Regions from separate parts of the Mus musculus genome. Here all the other regions are linked to region 1. The links are chromatin loops, found by intact Hi-C in ENCODE. Cell type or tissue: gastrocnemius. All regions are shown on one strand. Each heading gives the region's core, and the rest is flanking DNA. Links, peaks and the distances in the headings are about the cores only. Region 1 holds the start of Gm31125 (a long non-coding RNA gene). Region 2 overlaps Cyb5rl (cytochrome b5 reductase-like). Region 3 overlaps Fam151a (family with sequence simliarity 151, member A).

Region 1 (5,457 bases), core at 191-5,190:
CAGGCTCTTTCTCAACCCTGTTAGACCAGTCCAGAAGGCTTCTCTTCTGTGTATTATCCCTTGATATTACATCAAGCCCTAATAAAAGGCTTCTCTCGAATGGTCTTTTATTGCCCGTTTGTGGTCTGTTGTGCATGTGGAGTAGGCCGAGCTGGTTACACAAAGGACTGAAGAAGCTCCTTGGCTTTTCGCCCCAGACATGTCCAACACAGTGAGAAAGCAACTGGGCAGCTCCAGAGAGAGGGTGGCTAGAGCAGAAACAGGAGAGCTGGGGCGAAGAGGACTAGCAGTGGCTGAGAGCAAAGGCAAATTGTGGCAGGCAGCCCTGGTTCTGCTAGAGTCTCCCAGAGCCCAGGTCCCATCGCCCTAAGCACATGAGGGAGATGTGACACTGGCTTTGGAGTGCAAAGCCTAGAACAGGAAGCCGGGACCTGAGCACCACACTGATGCTCTCTGTGAGAGCTTGCAGCATCTAGTGCCTCTGCCTTTGAAAGCCCAGAGTTGGCTCTGATTTGAGTGTAGGTAGTTTTGAGCCTTTTGGTGTTCAAATCCTGAAGCCACGATCCTCTAGTTCCCAGGGCTTAGGCTCCTCATGCACATGTGTGGATGGCAGTGTCCTATTGTAATAGCAAAAGGCTTCGGCAACCGTGGCTGAGCTAAAAGATTCGGACTCTTAAGAGCCCAGGCTGCCAGTGTGAAACCACCCTTGCAGAGTCAACATTTCCATGTGAAGTAGATAGGACCCTCAGGCGAGGAGGCTTCCTGCTGCACGCCTGTAACCCCAAGGAGGCAGATGCAGAGCAATCACACAAAAGTTTCAGGCCAGCCTGATCTACCTACCTAGCATGCATGCTCCTGAGGGACACTGAAACCTTATTTTACAAAGGGGAGGGAGAATCCACTCAGCCAATCATTTGTGAACCACAGTCCACCTTAGTCAGAGTCTCTCCAGCTTCATCTCTCCCCTTATACATCAGCTCACCTTAGTTCCACATAATTACTCTTTTACTTCCTGGTATGGGACCAATTTCCTTGTCTCCCTCGGGACTCAGCACGTGTCCCCAGGAAGCCTTTTCTGCCTCAGCCTAGGCAAGGGTCCTCTTAGGAACGCATTCTGACTTGGATTATGGTGATGCACACCTTTAATCCCAGCTCAGGAGGCAGAGCTCTGAGTTCCAAGCCAGCCTGGTCTACAATATAAGTCCCAGGACAAGATTTACACAGAGAAACCTTGTCTCAAAAAAAAGGGGGGTGGGGAGTGGAAGGGAACCCATCTTTCGAGGCCAGACTGATCTACATAGCAAGTTCTAAACCTGCCAAGGCTACCTAGTGAGATACTGCCAATATAACAACAACGACGACGACGACGACAATGATTCATTCTACCAATAGTTATTCTGTCACCATACTGGCTATCTCTTTAGCAACCTGTGACTCTGCAGGGAAGGAGTTGCTCACTTTGCTATCGCCAAAGTCTGGGCACCCACCACAGCCCAGCCAACAGAACAGTCTCTAGAATACAATGCATGCGTCAGGGAGGGAACCAAGGGAGGGGCGATCTTGAGGGTAACTGAAGACTGGGCAGGATGTGCAGGAAAGCTGAGAGAATCTCCAGTTCAGAGCCCCCAGTCCCAGCAGGGGCAGGTGCCTGAGAGGATGGAGAAGAGAATTTTAGAGGTTACTTAAAGGAAGAAAGGAAAGGACCAGACTTTTGGTGCCTGCTTGTTGGTAAGCAAAAGGGAGAGAAAAGAGTCAAGATGACTACAGACAGCTCCCCAGTCACCAGGGAAAGAGGGAGGCAGCTAGCAGGCAGCTCGGACACCAGTTACCTTGGACACAAATAACCCTCAGGGACCCTGGCCCCGTCAGCGCGAGCTGCAGCCTCTTGACAGCGCCTCGGCAGCAGCCAGTGCACCCCCCTCCCTTCCCCAGGGGCTGACTTGACGCTCTGCTGGCTGCGAGCCCACCGCTCCCTCCCGCAGTCAGCTCTGCGCCAGCCAGGAGGGGAGGGAAAAGGAGGGGGCGGCCCCCGGAGCCCTGCAGGGAAGAAGGGAGGGCGAGTAGGGAGGAAGCCAGCTCTGCAGACCCTAATCGAGGAGCAAAAGAGCACAAGAGAGGGCGTGGCCGACGAAAGAGGAGGAGCCTAGCTGTGTCACCTAAGGGTGTTGGGGGAGCGGGGGGGGGGGGGGGATGCTGGATACCTTCTTTATAACCCCATGTCCCCCTCCCATTTTACAGATGTGGACACTGAGAACTAGAGCCCAGCGTTTTGCAATAAATTACCTATCTGTAGGCCCCCTCTCCCCATCCAGGAGCATCCACTTCCACCCGGTCTGGCAGGGCTGCAAAACAGAGAGCCTGGACTGCTCCCCAAACCTAGGTTCCCGTCCCCATGATGCAGGAGATAAAACACAAAACAGGGACTTCAGTTCTCTGCTGATTGAACAAGTGAAATTTCTGAGTTCTCACTTATAAAATGAGACTTGATGCCTCAAGAATGGCCCCAAAGACAGTGAAAACAGAACGGCCGGTTCAAACAAGCCTATGAGTGAAGGATCTTCTCTCTAGGGGTCTGTTTTAGTAACTGCAGGTCCGAGACTTGATTGGGGAAGCTTAAAGGTCCAGCATCCTCCAGAAAGGCAGTTGGATGCCCCCGACTTTCCACCAAGTTTTAAACTCTAGAACAGAAACGTAAACCCTCCTACCCCATCCTCCAGCCCTTAGAACTGTCACTTGGAGGCCGTCCTCCAGCCTGTCACCAGCCTGCCAAGGACCACCCCAGTCCAGCTCCGTGCTCCAGGACTTATTAGGCCTCTAACCCTATGGCAGCCGCCCTGGTCCCATGTACTAGCTAGATCCCTTACCCTCCACACCCTCTCCACCCCTCCTGCAGACCCGCGCGGCCTCTAGGGGGCACTGTTGCTCCGAACTTGGCGGGCCGCCGCCACTTCCCCCGCCCGGGCGAGCGCCGCGAGGACGCTAGGGTTCTGGGAATACTAGATGCCCCCCGGCACACGCCGCCCCCCGCCGCCGGCCCAGCCCCGGGGCTCCCGCGCTGCGCAGCCCGCTCGGTGCGGACTTGCTGCTGCCTCCCACCCCTCCCCGCACAAGGCACTTCGCGGGAAAAGGCTGGTTTTGCCTTTTTATTTTTCTTCAGAGGTTGAGGCAGACATTGGGTCCAGGCTCTACGCACGCACCTACTCGTCTGTGGCTCAGAGATGAGGGGTGGGGGGAATTAAAGAGGCTAGGAGGCTTGTTCTACCCAAGAACCTGTCAACTGCTTCCCTGTCACCCCTTTATCCTCTGCCACCCCTCCTGGTGTGACTGACAGGCATCCATCCCGCGAACCTCCTCTCCCAGAACATCGCCTGAGAGCCCCAAACCCCAGCAGGACGTGCCCTGAGGCTGTAGTGTCCGAGGGTCCTGGCCCCCATCGCCGGCCTCGCCAGCGCAGCCGCGAGGTCCGGGGTGCGTTTAGGGGATGATTCCTACTGCAAATGCCCTCGTCGCCCGGTTGAGCCGGGAAGTCCGGCTGGAGCGAAGAGCTCTAGGGGGGAAACGGAGGGAAAGCCCCATTCGAGTTCCGGCCAACGATTTTACGGGAGGAGGGGGGATGTAAAAGCCCCGAACCCACAAAGCAGACTTTTTAAAAATTCTAATTGAAACCATCTCGAAGTAAGGGCCGCCAGGAATGGGCCAGCTCCCCGCCCCCCCCCGTCCCATCCCCCTCCTCTGCTCCCCGGAGTCCGATGAAGTCATGATAACTAGACTGCAAAAAGAAAAAAGTGGAGGGTTGGTCTGGGGGGCACGGGGGTCCCGGGCTGGGGCCCCGCACGGACACAGTTTGGATACTATGGTTACGCGATCCGACCCAAACAGCGAAGACGAACAACAATAGCGGCCGCCAGAGGAGGAAATTCCTTCCGGGGTGGACGGCGCGGGGGGAGGGGCGCCTGGCTGGAACGCCGAGGCGGCGGCTGGGCCAATCAGCGCGCGGCCGCCGGCGGTTTCAAGGTGCCCCGCGCCGCCCGTTCCCCCCCCCCCCCGCACCCCCCCTCCCGCGCGCTCCGCTCGGGTGCTGGAATTGCTGAGACGTTTCCCTGCACGCGCCCGGGTAACACTGCGGGGGCTGCTGCCCAGGCCCACACCCCCAGCGCTCCCCGCACCCCTCCCGGAGCCCACCACCCGGGGCGACTGAGCGAGCGTTCCACTGCACGAGTTACTTGCACTGGAAGGTGGGGGAGATCCCTGCCAGTCAACCCCTGTCTATGGGTTGGTTCCTGCATAAGCCTGTTTTCTATTTTAAAGCATGTCTCAAGGGGGAAAAAAAGAGAGAAAGAAGAGAGTGAGAAGGTTCACCCCGGACTCTGCAAACCTGGAAAGGCTGGTCCCTGATTCCCTGATCTCAGGGTTTGTTACGTAATAAGTTGGATTGTTAATTCTGAAGGTCTTGCCCGGGCATCAGAGAAGCAGGAGGCCAAGGGCAAAACGGCCATGTAGAACCCCGCCATCACCATCAAGTTAAAATCATCTACCTACCTAGTCATAGCCAACCCAGGGGCTCCCCTCACCTGGCATCTAGATTTTTTTTTTTTTAATGTGGTAACTAGTGATGGGATTGTGCCAGCATCTCTCCCTCCAGCTGCTTCTCCCAGAGTCTGGAGTCTGCCCCAGGTTATCTTCCTTGGACTAGCTACTAAACCCGTGTCTCTCAGTATTTCTATCCTGCCGGTCTCCTCAAACATGGTATACTTACTCTGCTCTGTGAGTGAGCCTTAGACTCTCATCAGTCCCTTTTCTTTTTTAAGCTCCTGACCACGCTTTTGCTTTCGGATGCCCCCTGGGCACAGATCCTCACTCCCCACAGGAGCACATGGGTTTTTATTCATTGCATGCATAGAGATTTGCTTCTCTGGAAGGATCCAATGTTCAAAAACTGTCTCTCCCCTTCTCTCCACAGATAATGGGGATAGCCCTAGTTCCCCAGTTCCCCATGCGTCTTTTTTATAAATAAATAATGAGATTTTTTATTAATTATGCACGCACGGTATCTGCACGCAGATTGCTGTCTCCTGATGCTTAATAATAATAATAATAAGAGAAAGAGAAACACTCCACACTGGCAGGGTGGGTTTTTCCCCTGCAAGCAAACAAAAACTTCAAGGGGCCATATGTCCTCAGATGGGGGGGAGAGAGAGGAAGGCAGAAGTCGAGGAGTGCGCGTGACATGGAGGGATTAGAGGGGCTTCCTCAGAGGTTTTCAGGGCTGCTGAAGGCGGATTCCAAGTTGCCTGCTTCTCTTTCTGTAATTGAACTGCAGGTCTGAAAATTCACCAAAGTTCTCTGGAGCATCTGTGTGCTGTGCTGGCGGGATGGGCAGCTGTAAACAGGAAACCAGCAAGAAGGGAGCTGGCAGGAGCCCAGTCTCTGTCTCTGTCCGTGCCCCTCCTCAGAGCC
Region 2 (5,457 bases), core at 262-5,261, 250 kb after region 1:
GAAAGTGCCTAAGGCAGGGCATAAAACAGAAGGCTGGTGTGAAGCAGAGGGGAAGAGGGAAGGCCACATGCCCTACAAAAGCCTGGTCCAGGAAGGGAAACAGGGCACAGGCACCCAGCAAACTCCTTGCCCTGGCTGCTGCCTGGCCCTCTTTCCCTCGGTCCTCAACCACATGAGAGATGCCAGGACCACAAATGAAGGTGAGACACTCCCTTGCCCTAGGGGCACGCACCTGTCTACAGGGACAGCTGGTTCTGCTGTGTCTTAGTTGCCTTCTATTGATAATAAAGCCCATGACCAGAAGCAGCTTGAGAAAGAGCAGGATTGCGTCAAGCCTTCGTCTAGTCCATCTGGAATGGAAGTCATGGCAGAAGCTGAAACCTGAAAACAGGAAGCAAAGCAGAGCCCATGAAGGAATGCTTCTCCCAGCTTGTTTGGTTTACTTCCTTGTATAGTCCAGGGCTCTCTGCTCAGGGATGGCACCACCACAGTGAGCCAGACCCTTCCACATCAGTTGCCAATTAAGAAAATGGGTTGGCATGATGGTACACACCTTTAATCCCAGCACTTGAGAGACCAGAGCAGTCAGATCTCTATGAGTTTGAGGTCAGCCTGGTCTACATAGTAAGTTCTAAGTTCTAGGCTAGCCAAAGCTATACAAAAGTGAGACCCTGTCGTGTGTGTGTGTGTGTGTGTGTGTGTGTGTGTGTGAGAGAGAGAGAGAGAGAGAGAGAGAGAGAGAGAGAGAGAGAGAGAGAGTGAGAGAGAGAGAGAGAGAGAGAGAGAGAAAGGGGGGACGGGGAGGGAAGGGGAGAAGGAGAGAGATTGAGTTCAGAGCACTTCAGTCCCCACTACAGTCTCATGAGGTTTGTACTGCTGTCCTGTCTTTCGCAGATGGGGAACCTGAGGTAACAAGGTAACAGCAATAGAGCTGGGTACCAGCTCAGCTGGTCCTGCACAGAGACCATTGTCTTAGTCCATTGGGATAGTACACATGCATGCTGGCCAGCATGTAGGGCAAGTGGGCTCAGGAATGCTGCAAGAAAGAGGTGGCACTTGAGCCTGGACTGGGGCTGGAAAGTTATTTGAAAGTTCACTTCCGGCCCTGCCAGGCTTTGATGATGCTGAAGGTTGGGCAGGGGAATGGGCCGGCTGGCTCAACAGCAGGAGTAAGGGTGACTATGGTAGCTCTACTCCTCCACATGCGCTCAGCACAGCTTGCCCCTTTCCCTTGCCTGAGCCTGGCAGCACTCCCTCTACTTCCTCAGCTGTCCGTCCTCCTGCGCTGCCTTGCTCCTAGCCCTTTGCTGGCACCTACTGTTCTCAGGACTTCCCAAGCCCAGTGGCCTCATGACCTTGACAGCTCCATCTCCTGGCCTTCCCTCCTCAATGCTGGGTCCTGGTGTCACTGGCAAGCTTGCAGGTACAACTGTGCTGTGCTTTTCTTGTGCTAGCCTTTGTTCCTGCTGTCCCCTGCCATGTGTGCTTGTTCCCTCCCTTTCCCAGTGTCTACCCACCCTTCCTGGATCTGCCGATGGGAAGTCCATCCCTGGGTGCTGCTATTGCTCCTGCTGTCACAGCACCTACCTACCTGCCATTGTTTAAGGGCTCTGCCTCACTGAGGAGTCCCCAGACTCGGTGCATCTTGGGGTGCACAATTCCGTAGGGCCAGTGGAACCAAGGGCGTGGGGAGAACTAGGAAGTGGGAAGGAGAGATGGGCCAGTGAGGTCTCCTGGCTCTACCCTTGAGGTTCCACGAGAATGGGAGAGTGTTTGGGGGAGGGTAGGAAGAGCCAGGTCACCAGAGAGTGCTCCTTAACAGCCCTAGGGGACCTGGAAGTCATCCAGATGCCTTGAAGTGAGGCTACAAGGCCTGAAAGCACCTGGGGCACTAGGAGCTCCTTGGCCTTCCCAGGGCTGTGTTCTTCCTCTGGCCAGCAGGACCATGGCTCTCCATAGGCTAGGCCTTCATCTCTTAGCTCAGAGACTCAGAACTCAGCATGATGGTGGCCGTGGAGGTAGGAGCAGCTTTTGGTGAAGGGTTTCTCCCATGTACTGCAGTGGCAGAAAAGAGCTGGCTAGGTGAACGTCTGGAACCCCCAGGAGTCATCGCTGCTCTCTCCTGTCTTCCCAGGAGGTCTCCCCAGAACAGCTTCCCTGGAGCTACCGTGACAAGACCCATTTTGGCCGCCTGGGCCAGGAGCTGGTTGCTGAACTGGTGGCCTGCTGCCGGAGAAAGCCGTTTACCTTAGTCTGTGGCTCACCTGCATTTAATGAGGACATGGCTAGGTGTTTGCTGTCTGCTGGCCTGACTGAGGACTCCTACTTCCTCTTCTAGCCCTGGCCTTGGGCCTTAATCAGGGGTACAGAGAGGAGCCCAGATCAGAGTCAGAAGACATGGAGTCCAGGCCTGGCCCTGCTGCTGACTTACCCAGAGACCTTGGGCAAATGTCATCACCATGGAACTTCCCTTCCTGTCTGCTGCGTCCTGCTGTATGGAGGGAGGCCAGCAGTTGTCAGGGAGTCAGGGAAGACTGCTCCAAGGGAGCCAAGCAAGTGGAGTCCTACTGAGCTCAGGCTGGTGGGGGTTGGGTAGGACAAGGGGTGAGGAGTCTCTTGTCCTCCCAGAGCCCATCAGTGCTGGGAAAATGACTTGGGGAAGCTCAGAGCTCTGGGAGGACCTTAACTTCTGTGCCTCCTGTGGGGTGGACCTGACTTGCTGAAGGCCTGGAGTCTAAGACCTGACCATGTTCTCAGATCAAGGCACTGCCCTGAATCATCTCTGTATCCATGACAAGTCTTTCCTGCCATGATCAGCCTCACGCTCAGTTTCTTTCCTGGCTCAGGAGGCCAGCTCAGAGTCCTTTTCCCACAAAAGAAGAGGAACAGAGGCAAATGCCCCTCCCTCCTGCAGGCAGCCACATAGCCCGTGCCTTCAGCTCTCGGTGCCCTGGCGACGGTTGCTATGGAGATCTAAAGATAGAGCAGGAGTCAGGAGACCTGGGTCCCTCTCCCAGCTCTGCCCACTGAGTGGCTGCTGATCCAGGTCCACCCAGCCCCCACCTCCACCTCCTCTATCCTGAACGGGGCATGCCCTCTCCAGGGAGCTCACTGCCCCTGGGCATCATGTTGACTTAATGAATTCTGCTTTCCACAGCCTGGGCCCCAGTGTGCTGCGCCAGCACAGGCCAGATACAGGCAGTCCCAGACTTCTGATGCTCAGCAGTGGAATGTTAGAAGCTGGGAGCCAGGAGCCTTTAGGATTAGGCATTTATAACTATGGAGTTGCACTCTCCTCACCTCCCCCAACCCCCATAGCAGAGCTCAGATGCCAGAGAACCCTGTCCAGCAGACTCAGTGTACAAATGGGTGAACCAAGGCCCATGAGTGACTCACCCAAGGTGAGTCTGAGACAGCCCTCCCTACAAGCTCCCCATCACCCCCCCCACACACACACACACACACACACACCTGTGGTTGTACACCATGCTTTTCAAACTGTGCTCCACAGGCCACTGGGGAACCTTGCCTGGATGGCAGCAGTAAAGGTGGCTGGAGGGATCCCCAGGTCCCCTTCAATCACAGAGGTCTGTTTTTAACCTCATCTTCATGGGGCATAGAGGAATTTTTGTCAAAATTGCCTTTTCTACCCCACCCTGAAAAATCACAACAAAGAAACCCCTGTTCACTGCATAGCCATGGGGAACAGCTGGGTGATGGGAAGCCTGCATGTTGCACCCCAGGGGCTTGGGACCTCTGTCGGGGTTCTACAGGGCATTCATTAGGTGTGACTTCTCAGAACCAAGTGGGCAAATTAAAGCTGCATGAACATTGGTCAGGACACTTTGTTTTGTCTGGCCCAGGTCCTCAGCCTCGGGGTCGTTGTTCTTTAGAGTCTCAGGCTCAGAACAGTGTGACAAAACTGAGAGCCAGAGCTCCCAAACAGGGTGCATGGGCTCTCCTTGCCCAGCCTGTGACTTGGGGCAAGACACATGTCATCTATCCCGGCCTCTGAGAACTTCACCAGTGTGCCTTGGTGGGTCTTAGTGGCAGTCTTCATGGATGCCCCTGGGGGACTTGAAGCTCAACTGTCCAAGGAAATAGCAGCAACGTGCTAGGCACAGCCTTTCCACTGGAGAGCTCCAGCCAAGGCAAGGATTAGCTAGCATACCTCTGAAAGGGGTGAATATTAGAGAAATGGTGTTCACAGTGCAAGAGAGTGGTGAGCAGGGCTTGAGCCTGTAGGAAAGACAGGGACACTCCCCAACCCCGACCATAGAAGCTTCAAAAGCAATGCTTATACTCATTCCTTACAGGGTCAGGGAGGACCCGCTTAAGGGGAGAAGCCTAGGGCAATTCCCCTAGGCCTCTCTCTGTACCATTTTAGGTATTTGATGCCTAGACAGATTAGGCCACTCAGAGGCAACTGACATCCCCTGTCCTGGGTGGGTTGCCTTCCTCTTCACCTCCCTCAGTGTAGAAGCTGAGCAGCCTGGCTACTAGTGGGATTGGTTATCCTGAATATTGGCAAGGGCACAAATGTGTCTGAAATGCCAGGATGCCAATCTCCTGTCACCTGGGAACTCAAGAGCTCACAAAATAGTGGTTGCTGTGCCTGGCAAGGTATAGGTGAGTGTAAAATAGGACTAATTGGGATTCATGAGGTCGTCCCACTTGGTGGGTGGGCCCTGTCAGCTGGTCAGTTCCTCATGATAATACCTGGCTCTCTGTAGGCTGTTGGGATGGAGTTTCCCCTGAGCACTGCCATTATGTGATAGTGCAATGGCAGGGGGACAGTCAGGACCTGAGCATGACCGGAAGGCCTCAGAAGACCAACAAAGAGCTCACTTCTCTGTGAGCGAGACAAATTAGCACCTCAAGTTATTCAGGTACTGCCCCTCTGTTCAGTCTGGAACCATAGCCCGAGCCTGCGTGGCCTCACCCAGCCACCGTGTTCCCATCACACAGGGTGCTCAGCACCTCCTGGAGGTAGACAACCTGAGGCATAGCAGAACTTCCGAGTGCTTTGCAGGTGGCAGGACTCTTCCACAGCAGGAAGTCATGCCACTGTAGTTACCCCAGATTAGAGACCGAAACAGCCTCTGAGCCACCAAGATCATGTAAGGGGGCACAAGTTCCAACATGCGTTGTTGTAACGGTTACATGACACGTGAGCACACCTGGAGGTCCAGGTAAACACTCTGTACCTGTGTGGTGTGAGACGGCCAAGGCTACAATTAAGAAAAAGCAGAGTGGGAACCATGCAGTTCTCCTTTGTTTGTTCTTCTCTTTGTTTTGTTTCAGTGCTGGGGACTGATTCTAGAGCCTCGAGGATGCTAAGTTAAAGACCATGTGCTCCACCACACCTAGTTCCAGTGGCGATCCCAGTGGGATATCAGTCTGCAGTTAAAACGAGTGGATCGGGTCTCCATGTACCAGCATAGAGTAAACGTTTTA
Region 3 (5,457 bases), core at 236-5,235, 89 kb before region 1:
CCAAAAGGGAGAAGTGACAGCCACAGGGCTTAGGATGCGGGAGAGCCAGTGCATACACAAGGCAATTTGTGGAGAGTGGTCCCTTCACATTGGCAATTTTGGGTCCCACAGTGAACACCACCCGGAAGCGAACCTACTACACAGGTGGCAGCCTGATCCCTCTTCTCCAGCAGCCCAAGGGTGATGGTCTGGAGGTAGAGTGGCTAGTTCTGGAAGTGAATGGCAGTGGGAGAAGAGCAGCCATTACAGTTCCTGGTGAGTCTGCCTGCAGCTCTAAAGCTCCTGGCTACCCTCACCCACAGGTCTGTCATTTGCTTGGGTGGGTAACTTGATTCTCTGTTACCATGGCAACACAATAAGCCACACACTGGATACAAAGTGGGAGGAATAATGTCAAGAGCAGGAACTCCTGGTCTTCACAGCCTTGAGTCCTCAGCCACACTGTGACTAGAGGAGTGGGGAGTGATTAGGAAGGCCAAGAATGGAGGCCAGCAATTTGTCATGCCTGCCTGAGAGTCACCAGTCACAGCACTTGGAGCCTGGGATGGAGCTGGCAAACTCAAGAATGGCTGGTGCCTCTTGATCTATCCCCATGACATGCCCCCATGTATGTCCCCTTTAACAAAAAACACTGACGTCCCATGATGACAGGATCTCCAAACTGTTGCCTCTTCCAGACAGAGAAGGCATGATCTTGCTGGACATTGGCCTCCAGGAACCTGAGGCTGGGAACCCTGTACCCATCCTACACACCCCAGGTGGCCCTGCTCTGACACTGGAGTCGTGTCTGCTGCGTCTGGCTGTTCACCCCAGGCGCTGGGGCATCCATGTGAACATAGTGGAACCCGAAGCTCTCCGGCCATCCCTGGCCACGTTAGCACACCTTTCTACCCTTGGCCATCTGCCCTGGCCTGTGTGGGTGGGGTCCACAGTCTCACATGGTAGTTTTGTGGTCCCTGGCCACATAGCTGGCAGAGAGCTGCTCACAGCTGTGGCTGAAGTCTTCCCCCATGTGACCGTGGCACCGGGCTGGCCCGAAGAGATGCTGGACAGTGGTTATCAGGAGCAGATGGTCACAGATATGCTGGAGCTGTGTCAGGGACTCCGGCAACCTGTGTCCTTCCAGCTGCAGGCTGGGCCACTGAGTCAGAGTCCAGCCAACACTGTGGCCAGGCTCCTGGCCTCCTCCCCTAGAGCCACTGTCACAGTGTACCACAGCACTGCTGGGAACAGCCATGTGGATTTGTGGGCTGGATTGTGGGCGGCCAGGGCCGTGGACAGGACCCGAGTCTATTACAGGATATCCCAGGAGTACTGGAAAGACTTGCAGGCAGATGTGAGCAGCAACCGACCATCCAGTAGGATTGGACCATCTAGTGTGGAAGGCTTCCCTGGGGAGTCAAGGTGAATAAATGTCTCTGCTTTGTTCCACGCACTGTGTAAGACCTGGGGCAGCATGGGTGGTGTCTAGAGGGTCTGGAGGCTGGGAGCTAGGTCATTCCGGTTGTCCAACAGAAAACTCTCACAAGCCTTGAAAGTGTTGTAGAATTCTGAGGACAGGCCGGACACATTGGTGGTCACATAGTTGAGAAAGCCGGGGGTGGCCTGGTTGTAGTAAGAAACCTGCAGGACAGGAAGTCAAGTTCAAGGAGGCATAATGGGGAGGTGAGAGTCAGCAGCCTTGCTTGCCTTCTGGGGAAGCAACAGATACAACCTTGTATCTTGATCAGTTAGAAAACCTGAGTGATAGACCTAGCCTCTTTTGATAGGTCCCCCAGATACACAGGGAACTTCAACTCTGACTGCCCTATCACAGCAAACCATAAGGTCACTGTACACCTCCCTGCTGACTAGGTGGCCCCAAGGGGACAGGAATTGACTCTAATACCTACACCTGAATCCACTTTATAACAGTGCTGGGAGGGTGGGGTGTCACAGAAACGTGGTAGACATAAGCCTTGGACTATGTCCTTTGTGTAGGTCCTTAGCAATGCTGGCCGAGTCAGCACCTGGGCAAGGCTGCAAGGAAAACTGCATGCCAGGGGAACTGCAGCATACCTGCCCCCAGCTCTGCTCTACCTTTCCAATTAACTCTGACTCCCCTGCTGAGCCTTCTATGCCCTCAAAGCCACATAAAGCCCTCCCAGACGAAAAGGGAGACACATTAAACAAACAATGGCAGAATTTTAGATCAGAGCTGGGCTTTCTGTAGTGTGTCCAGAGCTTTTCCCAAGCCCCAATAGCAGTTTGCTCTCTGACCACACTCAAGCTCCAGACGAGCTCCTTTCAGACTGCAAAGTCTGGGGGGTCATGGGGGTTCGGGTCTGGAAGGGCCCAGCCGAACAGCGTAGAGTTCAGTTTATCCATAGGTGGAAGTATAGAGGGGACATCACGTCTTACCTTAGTCATCTGGTCCCCCTCACGCCACAGACAGAAGCCTGAACAGAGAGTCTCCCCACGTTGGTATTCCGGTGTCTCATGGTGCGTGGGCAGCGTGACCGACCTCAGGGCAATGACATAGGGGTCCCTGGAAGAGAGGCAGAGTTAGAAGGGATCAGAGATCATCCAGAGGAGGATGCCTTGCTGGGGGTCAGCTGTAGGAAGGGGACATCTGTGTTAGCAGCATCAGGTTCAGGCTCCCTGTGAACCCATGGACTGTGTACCTTGGGGTTTTCATTCTTCTGGCCTTTGTCTCCAGAAAAAAAGATGCAGTCTACCCTGGCTGCGCCCATGTCTCAGGTAACAGCCACAAGCTTCCAGAGGGCAGAGACCAAGGGATACCCATGGGAAAGGCACTCGTGTCTGTGGCAACAAATGCCACAGTCGCCCTTGCTTTCAGGAGCAGTTTGTGACCTTGCAGTCATGATGAACTCCCAATGGCGCCTAGAAACAGCTGGTGGGTTCTGAGTCCAGCCACCAGTGGGCAGCAGAGCTCTGGCCTCCATGTTGCTGCTCCTCCCAGGAGAGGGAGAGAGGAGGTCTCCCTACCTCAACTGCACCCCTCAGAGAGCAGGCACTCACCCATTGTCACAAGGCTTCCGCCTAGAGGCCAGGATCACAAAGTCCTGGGGCTTGGTGTTCCCGCTCAGGGCGGGGCTGATGACGTGGTAGATGGCGTCATCCTCATCCACTTGCTGCACCAGCTCCACACTCCTGTGGGGAGGCTGAAGTCAGGGCTCAGAGCCACAGCAGCTCTCTATGGGGAGCAGCTCTGCCAGGCTCCCGCAGCCTGCAGCCTCTGAGCGGAGCCGGGGAAGGATGGGGACCCTCCAGCATATGTGTATGCATGAATGTGTATGCATGTGCTTGTCTGTACACACAACATTCACACACACACACAGTGCACCAGAGCAGATACACAGGCACATGCACATATAAGCATATACAGAGACACTCATCTAGGTACACACACACACACACAAAGCACACTGACATATACTCAAGCCAATACAAGTATGCAAACTGATAGTATTAACTGTCAACTTGACAGAATGCAGAATCATCTGGGAAATGGGTCTCTGGGTATGCCTGTAGGAGATTATCTTGTTAATTGGCAGAGGGAGGCCCACCTGAACTGTGGCCAGCACCATCACCTGACAGGGAAAGTGGAGGCTGTGAGCTGGGCACTAGCATGCATTCACACCCCTCTGTTATGTTACTGTGGATGCAGTATGAACAAGTGCTTCAAGCTTCTGCTGCCTTGACCTCCCCACTGCAGTGGACAGTACTTGGAACTGTGAGCCCGAGTGAACCTGTTCTCCCTTCAGTTGCTTTTGTCAGGGTATTTTACGACAGCAATGGAGAAAGACATATGTGAGCGTATGTACACAGACAGCTCTGAACTCACAGATCTGCAGGTGCACACACACCCCAAGTAGCTGTTCAAGGATTCAGTAGTTGTCCATACTGTCTAATGAGTTCCCAGTGTGTTTCAGGTGCTATCCTGGGATCTCACTTAAGACTCCTGTGGGCAGTCTTAGCATCCTCACTAAATAGAGGAGCTAAGGCTGGGGGTTAACCCACTCTGGGCTACAGAGTTCATGAGGAAACAGGGCTGGGGTGTTCAGCCTGATGGGTAACAGAGACAACACAAGACCAGGCATACTCACACATCTGTTCAGGTATACAGGCATCAACTGACATTGGTACCCACAGACACAAGGGCAGTCACATGAGGACATGGCCACACCTCCCCCTATCCTTCTGCTGCACAAAGGCTGGCTAGGGAACAGGCTGGCTGTGCAGGCCTAGGGGAGTGTGCTGGGGTCTCTAGCCTATGTCACTCACCCTCAGTGAACTTTGGTTTGGTCCACAGCAGCCCATCTTTCCCAGCTCCTCTGCCCAGCCACCACCGATCACCTCTCAGTTCTAGAATACCCTGCTAGCAGGTCCGGGTTACCCATGCACAGCATTTTAGAGCAACACAGTTTATTCTTTTCTTTCTTGCCACTTGCTTGATCTCTTGCTCTATGTGTGTGTGGTTGTGTGTGCATGTGTGCGCACATGCACAAGTATGAGTGTTTGAATGCAGGTATTCACCTATTGGTGCACTGTTGATAACAACCTCAGGTATGTCATTGCTATTTGCCTGTGTGTGTGCACCAGACTAACTTTGCTCTAGCAGTTCTAAGGAGTCTCCTGTCTCCCATCTCACAGAAAGAATCCTGGGATTGCAGGCATGAGCTACATGCCCAGCTTTATATGGCTTGTAAACCATCTCTTCAGCCCTCCCAACTTGGGTTCAAGTTCTCATGCTTGTGTGCAAGCGCTTTATCTACTAAACCGTCTCCCCAACACTGCACAAGCATGGCTGCAAAGAAAGCTTAGGCAGGAAGCCGGGCTATGAATGGCTATGCTCACTCCGCTGAAGGCAGACTCAAAGAAGGAGCAGGCTACTCTAGAAAGTCAGCTGGTGATGCGCAGCTCACTGACTTCCCATCTAGCCTCCTAGGGAAGCTCTTGTAATGCAGGCTCCGACTGAGCCACGACATCGGCAGAACAGGAGAGGACTTTGAGGATGCTGAACAAACACCGCTTTAAGCATTAACTTTCCCAGCCCCACAAGTTGGCTCAATGGGTAGGGCACTTTGCCATCATGCCTGCTGAGTTCAGAGTTTAGTTCCCAGCACCTTGTCTAGTGGGTCACAACTGCCTCTACAGACATCTGTACTTACACACACACACACAAGTAGAGCCTTGGCAGGTGGTAAGAACACTGGCTGCTGCGCATTTATGACCTGCTCACCCCCTAAGACCCTTCTTAAGAGTTGGGAGGGCTGGGTTGGAGAGATGGCTCAGCAGTTAAGAGCACCAACTGCTCTTCCAAAGCAAAGGTCATGAGTTCAAATCCCAACAACCACATGATGGCTCACAACCATCCGTAATGAGATCTGATGCCCTCTTCTGGGGTGTCTGAAGACAGCAGTGTACTTACATATAATAAATTAGTCTTTAAAC

The links. Peaks named below come from ENCODE experiments on the same cell type or tissue, not always from the same donor. Only the 100,000 strongest peaks of a DNase experiment are listed, where the experiment ranks them.
Region 2: a loop joins it to region 1, with 2.2 times the contacts of the local background. A loop is called at or near these places in 2 of 42 quality-filtered maps.
Region 3: a loop joins it to region 1, with 2.1 times the contacts of the local background. A loop is called at or near these places in 3 of 42 quality-filtered maps.

The regions. Positions count from the first base shown.
Region 1 is chr4:106,836,148-106,841,604 of GRCm38, forward strand. Gm31125 (a long non-coding RNA gene) reads right to left here and starts at 4,014. Exons shown (of 2, transcript XR_376510.1): 1 at 3,842-4,014; 2 at 3,131-3,547. In gastrocnemius, for the core only: CTCF peaks have their summits at 2,904 (motif pointing right) and 3,890; DNase peaks (open chromatin) are centred at 251, 1,973, 2,334, 2,921 and 3 more places; H3K4me3 peaks cover 2,773 bases; H3K27ac peaks cover 3,434 bases.
Region 2 is chr4:107,081,993-107,087,449 of GRCm38, forward strand. Cyb5rl (cytochrome b5 reductase-like) reads left to right here. Exons shown (of 7, transcript NM_001346552.2): 7 at 2,135-5,457. The coding sequence ends at 2,338. Among named protein-coding and RNA genes, the nearest start is that of Cdcp2, 12 kb to the right of the region's middle. In gastrocnemius, for the core only: no CTCF peak of the experiment used is centred there; DNase peaks (open chromatin) are centred at 2,541 and 3,005.
Region 3 is chr4:106,746,862-106,752,318 of GRCm38, forward strand. Fam151a (family with sequence simliarity 151, member A) reads left to right here. Exons shown (of 8, transcript NM_146149.1): 7 at 112-255; 8 at 678-1,431. The coding sequence ends at 1,408. It overlaps Acot11 (acyl-CoA thioesterase 11), which reads right to left. Exons shown (of 16, transcript NM_025590.4): 14 at 3,022-3,153; 15 at 2,401-2,527; 16 at 1-1,623. The coding sequence ends at 1,468. Among named protein-coding and RNA genes, the nearest start is that of Fam151a, 16 kb to the left of the region's middle. In gastrocnemius, for the core only: a CTCF peak has its summit at 2,924 (motif pointing right); DNase peaks (open chromatin) are centred at 495, 943 and 3,073.